Linked DNA regions of Homo sapiens: regions 1 and 2 are each linked to region 3. A link is an interaction called in ENCODE POLR2A ChIA-PET data of the cell type or tissue named here. Cell type or tissue: OCI-LY7. All regions are shown on one strand. Each heading gives the region's core, and the rest is flanking DNA. Links, peaks and the distances in the headings are about the cores only. Region 1 overlaps CTNNA3 (catenin alpha 3). Region 2 has its middle 7.1 kb from the start of TRS-TGA1-1. Region 3 has its middle 1.5 kb from the start of CTNNA3.

Region 1 (6,720 bases), core at 3,771-6,270, 69 kb after region 3:
TTTGCTAGGTTGGGGAAGTTCTCCTGGATGATATCCTGAACTGTGTTTTCCAACTTGGTTCCATCCTCCCTGTCTCTTTCAGGTACTCCAATCAGTCATAGGTTTGGTCTTTTTATGTATTCCTGTAGTTCTCAGAGGTTTTGTTTTTTCCTTTTCACTCTTTTTTCTCTAATCTTGTCTTCCTGCTCTATTTCAGCAAGATAGTCTTCAAGCTCACTTTTAATGGGGTTTTTATGGGGTCTTTTTTGTTGGTGTTGTGTTGTTTTCTGTTTGTTTTTCTTTTAACAGTCAGGTCACTCTTCTGTTGGGCTGCTGTGGTTTGCTGGGGGTCCACTCCAGACCCTAGTTGCCTCAGTTTTCCTTACCTGGAAGTATCACCAGTGAAGGCTGTGAAACAACAAAGACAGCAGCCTGCTCCTTCTTCTGGAAGCTCTGTCCCAGTGGGGGTACTGACATGTTGCTGTTCCTAATGTGCCTGTAGGAAGTGTCTGTAGACTCCTGTTGGGAGGGCTCACTTGGTCAGGAGGAATGGGATCAGAAGCAGTCTGGATGCTTTCTGGTGGAGCAGATATGCTGCGTTGGGGCGGGGAGTGAGGGATCCTTCTTCATCTGGACCGTTTGTATTCTCCAAAGCTGGCAGGCTAGAATGGCTGAGTCCACTGAACCACAGAGATGGTGTGGCAACCCCTCCTCCTGAGAGCTCCATCCCAGGGAGAGATCAGGGCTTTGTCTGTAGAGCCCTTGCTGGGGTGGCTGAAACCCCCACAGGGAGGTCCCACCCTGTGAGGAGGAATGGATTGGGGTCCTACTTAAAGAATCAGTCTGGCTATAATCTGGCAAGGCAGCTGTGCTATTGTCGGGGACCCTTCTTTGTCTGGACCATTTGTATTCTCCAAAGCCATCAGGCTGGAATGGCTGAGTCGACTGAACCATGGAGATGGTGGCCGCCCCTCCCGCAAGGAACTTGGTCTCATCTCAGCCTGTTGCCATTGGCTGGCTGGAATTCCAATCAGTGGGTCTTAACTTGTGGGGTGCTGTGGGAGCAGGCCTGCAGAATGACGCTGTTTGGCTCCCTGGTTTTAGCCCCCTTCCTAGGGATATATACGGACAGATCTCTCGTCTTGCCAGGGATCCTGGGGCTGGAGTGTGGAAAACTCCTGGGTCTCTGTGTGTGCCTGGACGGCTGCTTTGCCAACATTCTACACAGTTCTGTGTATCAGACCCAACGCCCTGGTGGTGTGGGCTCACGAGAGGATCTCCTGATCCACGGATTACAAAGATCCGTGGGAAAAGCGTGGTTTTCCAGGTGGGGTCTCACAATCACTTACTGCTTTACTTGGCTCAGGGTGGGGGTTCATTTGGCTCCGTGCTGCTCCCAGGTGGACCATCGCCCCACCCTGCTTTTCTTTGTTCTTCGTGGGTCAAATTGTTTGCCTAGTCAGCCCTAATGCAAGAACCTGGATACTTCAGTTGAAGGTGCTGAATTCACTTGCTCCTTTCCTTCCTCTCTGAGTGCGCAGACCGCAGCTGCTTCTAATTGTCCATCTTGGTGCCGGCAGCGAGGTTGGGGCTCCAAATCTAGCCGCCGCCATCTACCCCAGGGGAGGAGGAGAAGGAGTGTTTTTTTTTTTTAATATATTTAATGGACAGGTAATGAGGCAAATAAAAATTCTGTACATTCAGGGTGTACGATGTGATGATTTGATGTATGTATGCAATGTGTAATGATTACCACAGTCAAATGAATTAACACATCCATCTCTACCCATAGTTACCACTGTGTGTGTGTGTGTGTGTGTGTGTGTGTGTGTGTGTGTGGCTAAGACACTTAAAATCTACTTTCTTATCAAATTTCAAGTAAAGAATACAATATGTTAACTATAGTCACCATGCTACACAGTAGAGTCCCAAAACTTATTCATCTTAAAACTGAAATTTTATATCCTTTGATCAACAATCTTCCCCATTTCCCCAATTCGCTAGCACCTGGAAACCACCCTTTTACCCTCTGCTTCTTTGAATTTAACTTTTTTAGATTTCACATATAAGTGAGATCATACAGTATTTGCCTTTCTGTGTCTGGCTTATTCCATTTAGCATAATGTCCTCCAGGTTCATCCATGTTAGAAAATGGCAGGATTTACTTTTTTTTATGACTGAATAGTATTCGATTGCATAAACACCACATTTTCTTTATTCATTCATCTGTAGATGGTTGTTCCCATATTTTGGCTACTGTTACAAAGAGTGTTTAATTTGAAATAGTTACATGGTTTAAGTACATGATATAGTCTCTGATTTCACTGGAAAACATTCCAAAAGAAGTTCATGTCTTTAAGTTCACATTGCCACCAGCTAAAGTTATTAATTCAGTAGTCCCATTAAAAATTTCTTCACTTTCCTCATGATTTATCTTCATGTTATATTCCTTTGCTTCCAGGGTTCCACAGAAATTACTTATCACCTCTGTATATAACTCAAAGTCAAAATTACATTTTAATTTTTGGAGTAATTGGTCATAGATACTATTATGTCACTCTAACTTCTGAATTCATTTCTTCATAAATCTTTATTCTGCTCTTTTATGGTTACCAAATTCTTCCCTACCAAACCTGATTTATCTTTAATGTATTTTTTTTTTCTCTTGGGCACAGAGATTTTTTTCTCTTGGGTCATTTTGCAGGGATATTTAGCCTGGGATATATTTCAATCATTCACTTTCAGTTTCTTGTGTGATAACTTACACAGTTGCATCCCTCTGTAATAAATTCTTCCAATGGATCAGAAATAATTTCTCAGCAATTACATTTTTATGACTGCAACTGTAGGCATCTGCACTTTATCACTTTCAAGATCCAAGTTTGGCAATGCAATGCAGAAAGTCTATTTATGCAGAATTGTGCTTCAAAGAATTTACATCTCTATGTTGTATACTCTCTGAAGGGGATATAAACTGCTAGATCATGCTACAGTCATTATATAATGAAACTGTCTATAATCTTATTTGCTGCAAAATACAGTTTGGTAGGTGTCAGATTTATGTTGAATGTGAGTTAAAAGAATTGACTTACTCAAAATCCCTTAAAATAATAGTAATAACAAACTCTTTATAATGTGTTATCTTTTGTAAAGTTTTTTTTTGAAGGGCAAAGGTCAAATGTATTTTCTGACTGTAAATATATCCCATGTTTTCAAGAAGTAAATCTAGAGTTAGAAGAACAGTAATAAACATTATTTCTTTGTCGTTCACCTCTAAGTATTGTAGGACCTCTTGGCCTTTTTTTCATTTCTACCTCCATAGTGTCTCCCACCTGTCCCCTTGGGGATAGCTTTTAATACTCACTGGGGCAAGTTTACCTACCAGCCCCTGTATTAGTCAGCATAAGCAAGGTTGTGCTGTGATAAGAAGACAACCCCCAAATCTCAGAGGCTTAATAAAATTTATTTCCTGCTCAAGCTACATGTTCAATGTGAGCTGGGGTTTCTGCTTGAGACAGGCACTCAGAGACCCAGGCTAATATAGACTTATCTCAACATGTGCTTCCACTGTCATTGCAACTGGGGAAATGGAACATGATAAATCATGCGAGAACTCCTAAAATGTTCACCTGGACATGACATATGTCAATCCTCTATTTACATTGCTTTTGTCAAAGCAAGTTATGTGGTCAAAGTGGATGTTGGGTATGTGATCCTGCCCTGTGCCCAGAGGACAATGGGAATATTTGTGAACAGCCTTAATAACTATTACATTCCCTTTGCCTTCTTTTTAGGGGTTCCTTTTGTTAAGTCTCCATAATGCTCTCAAGACACTTTGGCACCCTTGTTACAGCTAACTTTATCAGGGTGGGCAACTGACTTAGTGACACTCAGTTATAGGTTGGCAAGAACCCTGTGACGTGCTCTGCCATGAGAGCTCTGCCTCTGGGGGATGATTATGAATTGGTCCCGTTAGCATCCTCTTTTTGAGGAGTTGACTATATTCTGAGATTTAAGCAGTTAGTACCTAGGGTTAAACAGTTCTATTAGGTGCAAAGCTGAAAGATACACAGAAAGTAGAAACAAGGGGAAGAGTTGAGTCATAGTGAATGTGGCATTTTCAGGTTTGGATTCACAAACTCCTGCTGTTCAGGAACAATAAGATTACCTAGTTGCCAGGGTTTTAACAGATTTTTTTCAGTTTCCAAACTACATTCTATTCTCAGAATTATACTTCAGCCTCTGTGGGACTCATTGTTTTCAGTTCCCAGACCACTGGGCCATGTAGGCCAGATGCTTATCCTTATGTAATCTGATTCCCTGGCCTCCTACTCTACCCTTGCAAGTTCAAAGGAAGTCCCATTAGCAGCAGCAATCCAGAGTTCCTGTAATTGACCTCACTTGCTTGTGCTAGAGTGGGGATTTTCCTATAAAACCTCTTTTCTCTTCTGTTCATTCCTGCATTTCCAAATTTTGAAGTCTCTGAATTATGACTCACTTGTGCTCCCAAACCAGCGTATCTGCCGTGTATTCCAGTTTTGTCTGGCTTCAGCTTATTGCTGGTGGATGGTGACTGCTGCTGGTGGTACTCTGGGAAACTGGAAATGAACATGCCAAGGTAGCCATGTCCTAGTGGCTTCAAAGCAGTGTAGGGGTGAAGGCCAAATTTCTCCTTTGCCCTCTGGAAGTTCGGGTGAAAAATCAATTGAGAAAAGGCAGATTAATAGGAGAAAGGACATATAAAATTTATTTCAGTGTGCATAACACAGGGGAATTGTAGCCTTTAAAAAGTTGTTGTTTTTTTTTTAACTCTGGAGAACAAAACATAAAAATAATTAGCCTAAATAAAAAATCATAAATAATCATTTCAGTCTTTTATCAGTTCAGTCCCATGTAATTAATTATTGTTCTGCTTGATGGTAGTTTAGCAATTTTATGAGTCCAGTTTTTTTTTTTATTAGAGTTCTGGAATTTTTACACAGTTCATTGATTCACTTATACAGTTTCAGAGTTGTCAGAAACCTTTATTTGTCAGTGTTATTCCCATGAACTTCTTTGAAGACCCATACTTCAGGATTTGGGAAGAGCTTTCAAGAAAAAAAAAGCATCAGAATAAAACAATTAACTGTGGACAATGGGACTTAAAATGGCCATGGTTAAATAAACAATTGACAAAGATATTTGGTCTTTTTTTTGTGGCCTACAACAATTCAACATAACACTCATAATTATGAATGACAACATATACCAAGATATATCATATTTTAAGAAATCTCATACAGTTTTGGAACACATACTAACAAGATAGCCATATAAATATAACTCAGAAAAAAGGTTAAACATTATTTGTTATTTGACAGTTCTTCCCATATAATTTAATATATAAACTAAACCTGTTTATTATTTCTCTTTTGGATACTTCAGGGGTCTTTGGGAAAATCCCAAAGTTAGTTTGAAGTCAAAAAGACTTACTTTAGAATTTGAAGGTTGATTTTGGGAAGCTTGTCAAGTATGTCAAACATTTAAAATATTTGATCAAAAATTACTGTGAAATAAAGTCATTCATTTAGCTGGTGTAATAAAGGATTTCCAAAAGCCAAAACCTTTACTCTTTGACAGTTTGACAGAGATGAGACTTAGTTTTTCAAATACTCAAAAGACCTATTAAGATAGCATGAGGCACACAAAAGCTGTTTCTCCCCTTTTTTTTTTTTTGCAGTTTACTCAAAATGTGAACCAAAGTCGTTTACTATTTCTTATTGATACTATATGAAAATCTTGTTCAAAGGAGAAAATAAAATTCTAGTTTTGTAGACTATTTTTGATTTTAAGGCTCAGTTTAAAAACAAATAGTAAATTTTAAATAAATTTAATATTAAATATTAAATATTTCATTCACCTTAATTATTTTGAAATTCTCTCTTTCTCAACTTTCTATACCCATTTAGTTTTATTTATATCATTTTTCTCATTTTGAAACAACCTTTACATAATCTCTGAACTATATGAAATTGCTTTTTCTCAACAAAAGCACATCCTCATACCTTATAACATTTTACTTCCCTTACATACTCCATACATAGTTGTTTATCATATACAGTAGTTTTAATTATATACTAATTATAATAGTAACTCTTAGTAACCCTAGTTTCTACTGAAAACCTAGGAAGTAAGTAATTTTGAACTGTTTTATATCAGTGTTTGTAAATGAAAACAATTTTATAATTTTTAGAAAGATGTTTCATCAGTTTTTTGCTCATTAACAGATACAGATATATTTAGCTTTTCTATGCCATATAAGAACAAGATGTCAAAATTATCTAAACTATGCTTAATAATTAATGTTTTAGTATTTTAACTTACTTAGAAATGACTCAAACATTTCATGATTCTCTACTACTTAACATAACATGTCCTTAAGATTTTAAATTATTGAAAAATATTTTTTAACAGTTATATTTGAATTATTCATGGAAAATAAAGCTATTTATTTAGGTTATTATGTATTTTTTTTGAAAAAGCAAAACCAGCATCAGCTAATTTTATCTTAACTAAGGCCTTTGAGATACTGGACACAGGTCCCTCCCCATTGTCCCTACTCTAGTTGTCCTGGGTTCTGAGTACCCATGTGGCACCCAGGATGACTACGAAGGGTAGGACCTGTCTGAATCCTGGATTTGCACACCTAATATAGGGCCCAGGGCAGAGGACGGACTTGTGAAGACAATGTTGGGAGGATCT
Region 2 (5,988 bases), core at 1-2,500, 61 kb before region 3:
TTGCCCTCATGTATTATTTGTTAGTCTCTGGCACAATGGCATATAAATTGAGACGTGTAGATGGCAGTAGACAATGCCTCCAGTAGGGAAGAGTCACGAGTTGAATGTTGAAGGCATATGTCAGATAACGAATGTGTTGTGATGGGTAATTTTTGTTCTTTATTCCAATATCTATCCTCCCAACTGATACTGACACCTTAATTGTACTTAAGGGGCACCACCCCTCTGCCATTGGATGAAACTTTACTTTATCTGTCAATCAAGATATCCCACCCTCCTCTGGCCAAGGAATGGGCATGTGACTTGTATTCGTTTTCTATTGCTGCATAAGAAAGAACCATAAACTTAGTGGCGTAAAACAACACAAATTTATTACCTCATAGTTTCTGTGGGTGAGGAATGTGGTTATGTGTTGACTGGGTTCTTTGCTTAGGGTCTCATCAGGTCTCAAGGTGGTGACTGGGGCTGCAATCTCATCTGAGGTTTGGCGTCCTCTTCTAAGATAACTAGTTGTTGGCAGAATTTAGCTCCTATGGTTGTAAGACTTGCTGGTTGTCAGTAGGGGGGCGTTTTCAGTTCCTATAGGCTACCCACTTTTTTCCTTGCCGTGTGGCTGTTTCCACAACATGGTAGTTTGCTTCTTCAAGGTCAGCACGATAATTCCTCTATAGTCTGCTACAATGGAGTTTTATATAATAGAATGCAGTTATCAAAGTGATTATTCTATTATATTCACAAGTCCTGCACAAGTGAAGGGGATTATTTAGGGAGTGTAACAGCAGGGGTGGGAATCTTGGGGACATCTTAGATTTTTGCCTACCACACAATTCAAGCTAGGCCAATCAGACCCCAAATCCTTGTTCTTTCTTTTACACAATTGTATTATGAAAATTTCACACAAAACACATAGTAACCAACAAGAGGTGATCAAAGTATGGTAATATTAACTTAGCTGCCTTGTGTGCTTTTGCACTTCACTCAAAAGGAATAGGTTTGACAACAACTGCAGAGTTTTAGAGGCTTTGCCACTATTTAGGATTTCTTTTCTGTAATTTTATATGAATTGGAGAATAACTCTAGGTATATGTTTTGGATACCATATGTGAGAGGACTTAGTACAAATTGGACAAAGAAAATTATGAAGTTACTGGCAATAAAACCTTCATTAAGATTTAGTCAGTAAATTAAAGGTATCGTGAAAAGTGATGGAAATAATTATCAAGGAATTGCTGCATTGCAAATGACCGTACTTTTAAAGCTTCAGCAATTAATTGTGGGTTGGATTTTAGTCACTGTGGTACTTATACATAAATGTTTGAAGAAGATTGAAGATATATCCTAGTTAGTACTTACAGGATTTTCCTACCTAAGCAGCTTAGGTAGGGGCAGCTTACTTACAGGATTTTCCTACCTAAGCAGTCTCTTAATGCCATGGCCAATTAAGAAGTAAGAAGAAGAATCAAGAAGGATGGGGTCTTCTTTTCTTAAATGTGTGATACCAGTGTAATATTCAACCTCAAATTCTCAAAAAAGTAGTTTTCTTTGACTTTGTAATAGCAGAGATCTGGACTTACCAAAGACATCTTAATCTATTTTTTTTTAAACCAAATCAGATGTCGAAGGGCAGAATAAGCTTATTAAGAATGAAATCTTATACCCAGTTATTTATAGAATTGAATTGATTCCCTATAAAACTCTATGGACAAGCTCTATATATGGGGTTGATGTAGTGCGGTTTTTATAAAGGCAACTGAAATGGACAATTTTAAGGATTACATTAAAATACAGCTATGATCAATGTATTGGGATTATAATTGGGGCACAACTAGATCCGCAGACCACCCATCTTATAACTTTAAGGAATTATGATTATAGCACCATTTTATTTCTTTACAAGATACTGTCATTCCTTTTACTAATTCTTATTTTTTGGGGGGCTATTAAATTATATAGGAAAACCAAGTCTTTTTCCTTGACTGTATTAGGGTTCTCTAGAGAAACAGAGTGGCTAAGATATATGTGTGTGTGTGTGTGTGTGTGTGTGTGTGTGTATATATATTTATATATATGTGTGTGTGTGTGTGTATATACATATACACATGAGGAGATTTATTATAGGAATTGTTTTATGTGGTTAAGGAGGCTGAGAAGTCTCAAGATCTGCCATCCGCAAGCTGGAGAACCAGGAAAACTGGTGGTATAGTTCAGTTCGGGTCTGAAAGCTCAAAAACCAAGAATGCTGATGTCTGGGGGCAGGAAAAGATGGATATCTCAGCTCAATAAAAGAGAGAAAAAATTTGCCCTTCCTCTGCCTTTTTGTTCTATTTAGGCCCTCAGTGGATTGGATACTTCCTGCCTGCATTGGTGAGGGTGGTCTTCTTTACTCAGTCTACTGATGCAGATGTTTATCACTTCTGGAGATACCCTCACAAACACACCCATAGATAACATTTTACCAGATATCTGGACATCTGTATTAATCAGGGTTCTCTAGAGGGACAGAACTAATAGGATAGACGTATATATTAAAGAGAGTTTATTAAGGAGAATTGACTCACACGATCAGAAGGTAAAGTCCCACGATAGGCTGTCCGCAGATTGAGGAGCAAGGAAGCCAGTGGTGGATCACTCTGAGTCCCAAAACCTCAAAAGTAGGGAAGCTGACAGTGCAACAGCCTTCAGTCTGTGGCCAAAGGCCTGAGAGCCCCTGGCAAACCACCGGTGTAAGTCTAAGAGTCCAAAAGCTGAAGAACTTTGAGTCTGATGTTCGAGGGCAGGAAGCATCCACCACAGGAGAAAGATGAAAGTCGGAACACTCAGCAAGTCTGTTCTTTCCAACTTCTGCCTGCTTTATTCTAGCCGCATTAGCAGCTGATTAGATGGTGCCCACCCAGAGTGAGGGTGGGTCTGCCTCTCTCAGTCCACTGACTCAAATATTTATCTCCTTTGACATCACCCTCACAGACACACCCAGGAACAATACTTTGCATCCTTCAATCCAATCAAGTTGATACTCAGTATTAACCATCACAGCATCCGTTAGCCCAGTCGAGTTGATACGTAAAATTAACCACCACGTTGACCTTAGAGAGCTCATCTATGCCCATGCCTTTAAATACACAGAGATATTTGCTAAATATTTATTGTTTAAAGCTGCCATGTTTAGGGATAGTTTGTCATACAGCAATAGATAACTAAGGCATTCAGTTTTTCCCCCTAGAACTAGATACATTTGCTCTATTCCATGTTTCTGTCAGATGTTTTCTGTTTATCCAGCAGGCTGGAAAACACTCTTGATTCAAAATGCCTAGCACAGTGCTTAATATGTAGTAGGTACTCAATATATGATAATTATCTTTTTTTGTTGTGAAAACAATATGATGTTAATAAAAAGTTTGAAAAATAGAAAAAAACCTCAACCCACCTAAGTCTTTTAAAAACTATTCTTTTAGTCCTTTCCCCTATACTTATATATATTTTTTTACATAGCTGTAACTGTGTACATGATAATTTTTCTACTTTTGTTATATTGAGGTAAAATTCACCATTTTAACCATTCAAGTGTATGATTCAGTGGTTTCCATTACATTCATAATATTGTGTTACTGTCACTAATGTATATTCCAGAGCATTTTTATCAGCCCAAGAGGAAAACCTGAACTCATTAAGCAACCACTCTTCACTCCCCACTTTCCTCAGCCCCTGCAATCACTAATCTGCTTTCTGTCTCTATATTCTGTTTGCCTATTACATTTTATGTAAATAGAATTATATAATATGTGGCTTTTTGTGTCCATTTTTTTCTTAGCACATTTGCAAGGTTTATCCATGTTACAGCATGTATTGCTACTTCATTTATCTTTTAGTGTTTTGAAAATATTGTTACTTGCCTTTTAAAAAATTATTTATTTTTATTGATGCATAATAGATGTACATTGTTTTGAGGTACATATGATAATTTAATACATGATTTGTAAATATTAAATTGGTGTAGTTAGGATATCCATCACCTTAAATATTTGTCTTTTTTATGCTAGAAACATTTGAATTATTCTCTTCTAGCTTTTTTGAAATGTACAATAGACTACTGTAGACTATAGACACCCTACTGATTTATCTAAAAACTAGGTCTTAGTTCTTCTATTAAACTATTGAATAGGTGTAAATATGTACCCGTTAATCAACTTCTTTTCATCTCCCTGTTCCCCCCACCCTACCTGGCCTCTGGTAACCACCAGTCTACTCTCTATCTTCATAAGATCCACTGTTTTACCTCCCACATATGAGTCAGAACATGCAATATCTGTCTTTCTGTGCTTGGCTTATTTCACCTAAGATAATGAACTTCAGTTCCATACATGTTGCTGCAAATGAGAGGATTTCATTCTTTTTTATGGCTGGATAATATTTATACCACTTTTTCTTTATCCATTCTTCCATTGATGAGCATTTAGATCAATTCCATATTTTGGCTATCGTGAATAGTGCTTTGATAAACATGGGAGTGCATATATCTTTTTGGCATATTGATTTTCTTTTCTTTCTTTCTTTCTTTTTTTTTTTTTTTTTTTTGAGGCAGAGACTCACTTTTGTCGCCCAGGCTGGAGTGCAATGGTGTGATCTCGGCTCATTTCAACCTCCAGCTCCCTGGTTCAAGTGATTCTCCTGACTCAGCCTCATGAATAACTGGGATCACAGGCGTGTGCCACCACACCTGGCTAATTTTTGTATTTTTAGTAGAGATGGGGTTTTACCATGTTGGCCAGGCTGGTCTCAAACTCCTGACCTCAAATGATCCATCTGCCTCAGCCTCCCAAAGTGCTGGGATTACAGGCATGAGCCACCATGCCCTGCTGATTTTCTTTCTTTTGAATATATACCCAGTAGTGGAATTGCTGGATCATATGGTAGTTCTATTTTTAGTCTTTTGAGGAACCTCCATACTGTTTTCCATAGTGGCTGTACTAATTTACATTCTTGCCAATCGCGTATAATGGCTTCCCTTTCTTTACATCCTTGCCAGCATCAGTTATTGCTTGTCTTTTTTATAAGAACAATTTAAACTGGGGTGAGATGATATCTCATTGTAGTTTTGATATGCATTTCTCTGATGGTTAGTGATATTGAGCATTTTTTCATATACCCATTGCTATTTGTATATCATCACCTTTTTTTTTTTTTAAAGATAAGGTCTCATCCTGTCACCCAGGCTGGAGTGCAGTGGAGTGATCATAGGTCACCGCGGCCTTGAACTCTTGGGCTCAAGTGATCCTCTCGCCTCAGCCTCATAAGTAGCTAGGACTACTACAGGCATTGGTAATTTTTTAATTTTTTTGTTTTGTAGAGATAAGGTCTCGCTATATTTTCCAGGCTGGTCTCAAACTTCTGTCCTCAGTTGATCCTCCCATGTCAGCCTCCCTAAGTGCTGAGATTACAGGCTTGAGACACCATGTCCAGCCATGTATGTATTCTTTTGAGAAATGTCTATTCAGCTCTTTTGCCCATTTTCTGATCAGATTATTGTCATTTTTTTCTCCATTGAGTTGTTTGAGCTCCTTATATACTCTGGTTATTAATCCTTTGTCAGATACGTAGTTTGCAGATCTTTTCCCCCGTTCTATGGGTTGTTTTTGCACTTTGTTGATTGTTTCCTCTGCTGTACAGAAGACTTTTATCTTGATAAAATCCCAGTTGTCTATTTTTGCTTTGGTTGCCTGTGCTTTTGAGGTCTTACACAGAAAATCTTGCCCAGACCAATGTCCTGGAGCATTTCCCCAATGTTTTCTTCTATTAATACTAGTTTCATAGTTTCAGGTCTTAGACTTAAGTCTTTTATCCATTTTGATTTGATTTTTGTGTATGGTGAGAGATAGGGGTCTAGTTTCATTCCCTCTTTTTTTAAATTTTATTTTATTTTAAGTTCTGGGATACATTTGCATGATGTGCAGGTTTGTTACATAGGTAAACATGTGCCATGGTGGTTTGCTG
Region 3 (2,500 bases), core at 1-2,500:
TTGATGATGGAAAGATGTGAAACATCTTCCAGATGGCTTCTGTTCTTCTTAGTGAGGCAGGAGAGTTGGTTAGCTGCTAATAATAAGGATGGTTGGGAAGGGAGAGTGAGAAACATTTTTTTTTTTTGTATTAATAGTACATAAGACCTTCAAATCAGGGGCAGATTCATTTAGATTCACCTAAAATACCTGACAAGGTGCCAGAAGTATTTATCACATATTTTTGAAAAAAATGGTTTTAATTATCACAAACAGGGATTATTCCTAGCTTTAAATCTCATTTTAGAAAGGTATTATGGCTGTTCAGAAAATTACATATTTTTAAAGCCCGAACCTGAAATTGCCAGTATTTTGAGATATTATGGACAGATGAAATGGACTCATGGTTCATGCAAAAGTGATTTTCATTCTATAAGGGATTTTATTGACAAGAAGAAACTACTCCATTCTGACTAAAGAACATATTGCACCCTGGAGGATTTATTTTCCAAGAGAGGCTACTGACAGGGATAGAATTATCTTCTTTTTGGAGGCCTCCCTTCTCTCCTGTAATCTTCTAGCTGGCGCCTAACACAGGGCTCTGCATCAAGGGGCTTCTCAATACATCCAATTGAATGACTTTGTTTGGGGCCGGTCCTGATGCCCAGAACGAAAAAACTTACTTTTGATTACCTCGGGAGAATTGCTAGTAATGGCCCTGATTTATTCTCTCTCTTTTTTCTCTCTTTTTTTTTTCCCCAGCTCTTCTACCCTCAATGTTTGATTGCTTGCAAGAGGCATGTGAGCCAAAATTTTAAAGTTTGCAAAGTATAAAGAAAGGAAACAAGTAAATAGGGAAGGAGAATAAATACTGAACAAGACTGGGCAAGGTGACAAGAAAGAACTACTGTGAAAATCTGGAAGAGGGCCAGGATGCAAAATGCAGGGGCTGTGTAGTTTACAGGAACTATTTAGCCTCCAGCATGCCTCAGCGATCACACAGAGAAAGGCAGATTTCTCTGCTTTTGTCTCCTACCCTATAGTTAGCTATGGAAATTTGACATAGGTGATATATGTTTTCTGTCAGCAAACTGATACAAATACAGAGGACCATGGGGCCTGTGATCAACAAATCCAACGTGATTTGAATTGCTAGGAGGGGACCTCTTGTGGCTATAGTGGGAAATACTTCAGCTAAATACTACCTTGGAGGCTGCAGATATTTTTATGAAGGAATTAAAAAAAAACCCACTATAAAAGCTCTTTAAAATTACATTTCAGATATTTATAATATTTAATTGTTTTGATAACACCAAATTCTGTAAGAAGGTTTTATCTGTATTGCATCTCTGAAGAGTTCAGTGTAATTTAAAGCTCTTCAGCTTTTATCCATTTAATTCACATATCCTCTGAAAAGCAAATGAAAAGAATAAGAGTTCTCATCTACATTTTGTAGGTGGAAAGGAGAGGTACAGGGCAGGTAAGTAACTTATTGTGGTTTCACAGCAGGACAAGCTAGGCTTATGATAGAATTTGGATATCTCATCTTGGGCTCAATTCAACAGTCCTGGTTTGGAAAACATTCATTATTAAAGCTCTAAAACAAAACCTGCTATTTTGCAAGTGTCAAGTGATTTCTTTATTCAAGAAAAGATGGATTGAGAGACATAAAACTTACTCTTTGTTTCACTGTGAAAAGATGCTATTCCTAGATTCTCCAGGGGGAAAAAGCTGCTTTAAAAAAATCTGGGGAGGATAGCATGTTAGCAACTAAGAATCTTTAGATAAATATATTGTCAATTATGCCCATTTTAAAGGTAGCTACATAAAAATACAGTTGTTTTGAAGGCTATCCTGAAAATCATATAAAATGAACTCCTTTCATAGTTGATTCTCTGACAGTTCCCAGACCCTGCCTTTCCTCTTGGCTCCCTGAAATTTGTGCTAAGAGTATCTGGAGAGCCAATAAATAAATGCTTTCTTTTTATTTTGAATTCAGCCTTTTAAGAACAGGACTGCCAAAACTCAAACAAGTAGTTCATATTTTAGTTAGCACCTCTTGTTTTAGAAGCTATTAGAAGAAAGTCGGAAAAATGGTAATGTCCAAGGAAATGCCACAGAAGTTCGAGTGGGATGTCAAGGAATTGATGAAATGATAAAGATTGTTTCAGTGGATGTGAAGATATTGAGGGAGAAGATATCAAAAAAAAGGGAAAAGGAAATGTGAAAAAGAATAGTCATAGAGAGAAAAAATAAATTTTGGTGGAGAAGACTTTTTTTTTTGGTGGCTTAAATTTAATAATGGGTTAACCTATTGAGTTTTTGGTAAATCTTCAGTTTAGATTCTTTACTGATAATGATGTGGTTCCTCATAAATACTGGAAGGAGAGAGTGTGATGCTTGGTACAAGGGATGAGACAGGTAATATTTCAGAAGAAGAAAAATACGATCTCAGATGTGACACATGGCCTTGATGCCATCATCTCTAGGGTTCTGAAGACATTGAATTTTACATAATTGA

Evidence for each region. ChIA-PET counts read pairs that join two places held together with the same protein. Peaks named below come from ENCODE experiments on the same cell type or tissue, not always from the same donor. Only the 100,000 strongest peaks of a DNase experiment are listed, where the experiment ranks them.
Region 1: POLR2A ChIA-PET joins it to region 3 with 6 read pairs; 5 of 35 experiments call an interaction of 5 or more read pairs at or near these places.
Region 2: POLR2A ChIA-PET joins it to region 3 with 5 read pairs; 10 of 35 experiments call an interaction of 5 or more read pairs at or near these places.

Annotation. Positions count from the first base shown.
Region 1 is chr10:67,627,225-67,633,944 of GRCh38, reverse strand. All of the region lies in intron 2 of CTNNA3 (catenin alpha 3), which reads left to right. Among named protein-coding and RNA genes, the nearest start is that of CTNNA3, 66 kb to the left of the region's middle. In OCI-LY7, for the core only: no CTCF peak of the experiment used is centred there; no DNase peak of the experiment used is centred there.
Region 2 is chr10:67,754,387-67,760,374 of GRCh38, reverse strand. It overlaps a transcript of CTNNA3 not described here. Among named protein-coding and RNA genes, the nearest start is that of TRS-TGA1-1, 7.1 kb to the left of the region's middle. In OCI-LY7, for the core only: no CTCF peak of the experiment used is centred there; no DNase peak of the experiment used is centred there.
Region 3 is chr10:67,696,476-67,698,975 of GRCh38, reverse strand. It overlaps a transcript of CTNNA3 not described here. Among named protein-coding and RNA genes, the nearest start is that of CTNNA3, 1.5 kb to the right of the region's middle. RefSeq lists an enhancer at 1,032-1,081. In OCI-LY7, for the core only: CTCF peaks have their summits at 949 and 1,162; a DNase peak (open chromatin) is centred at 1,115.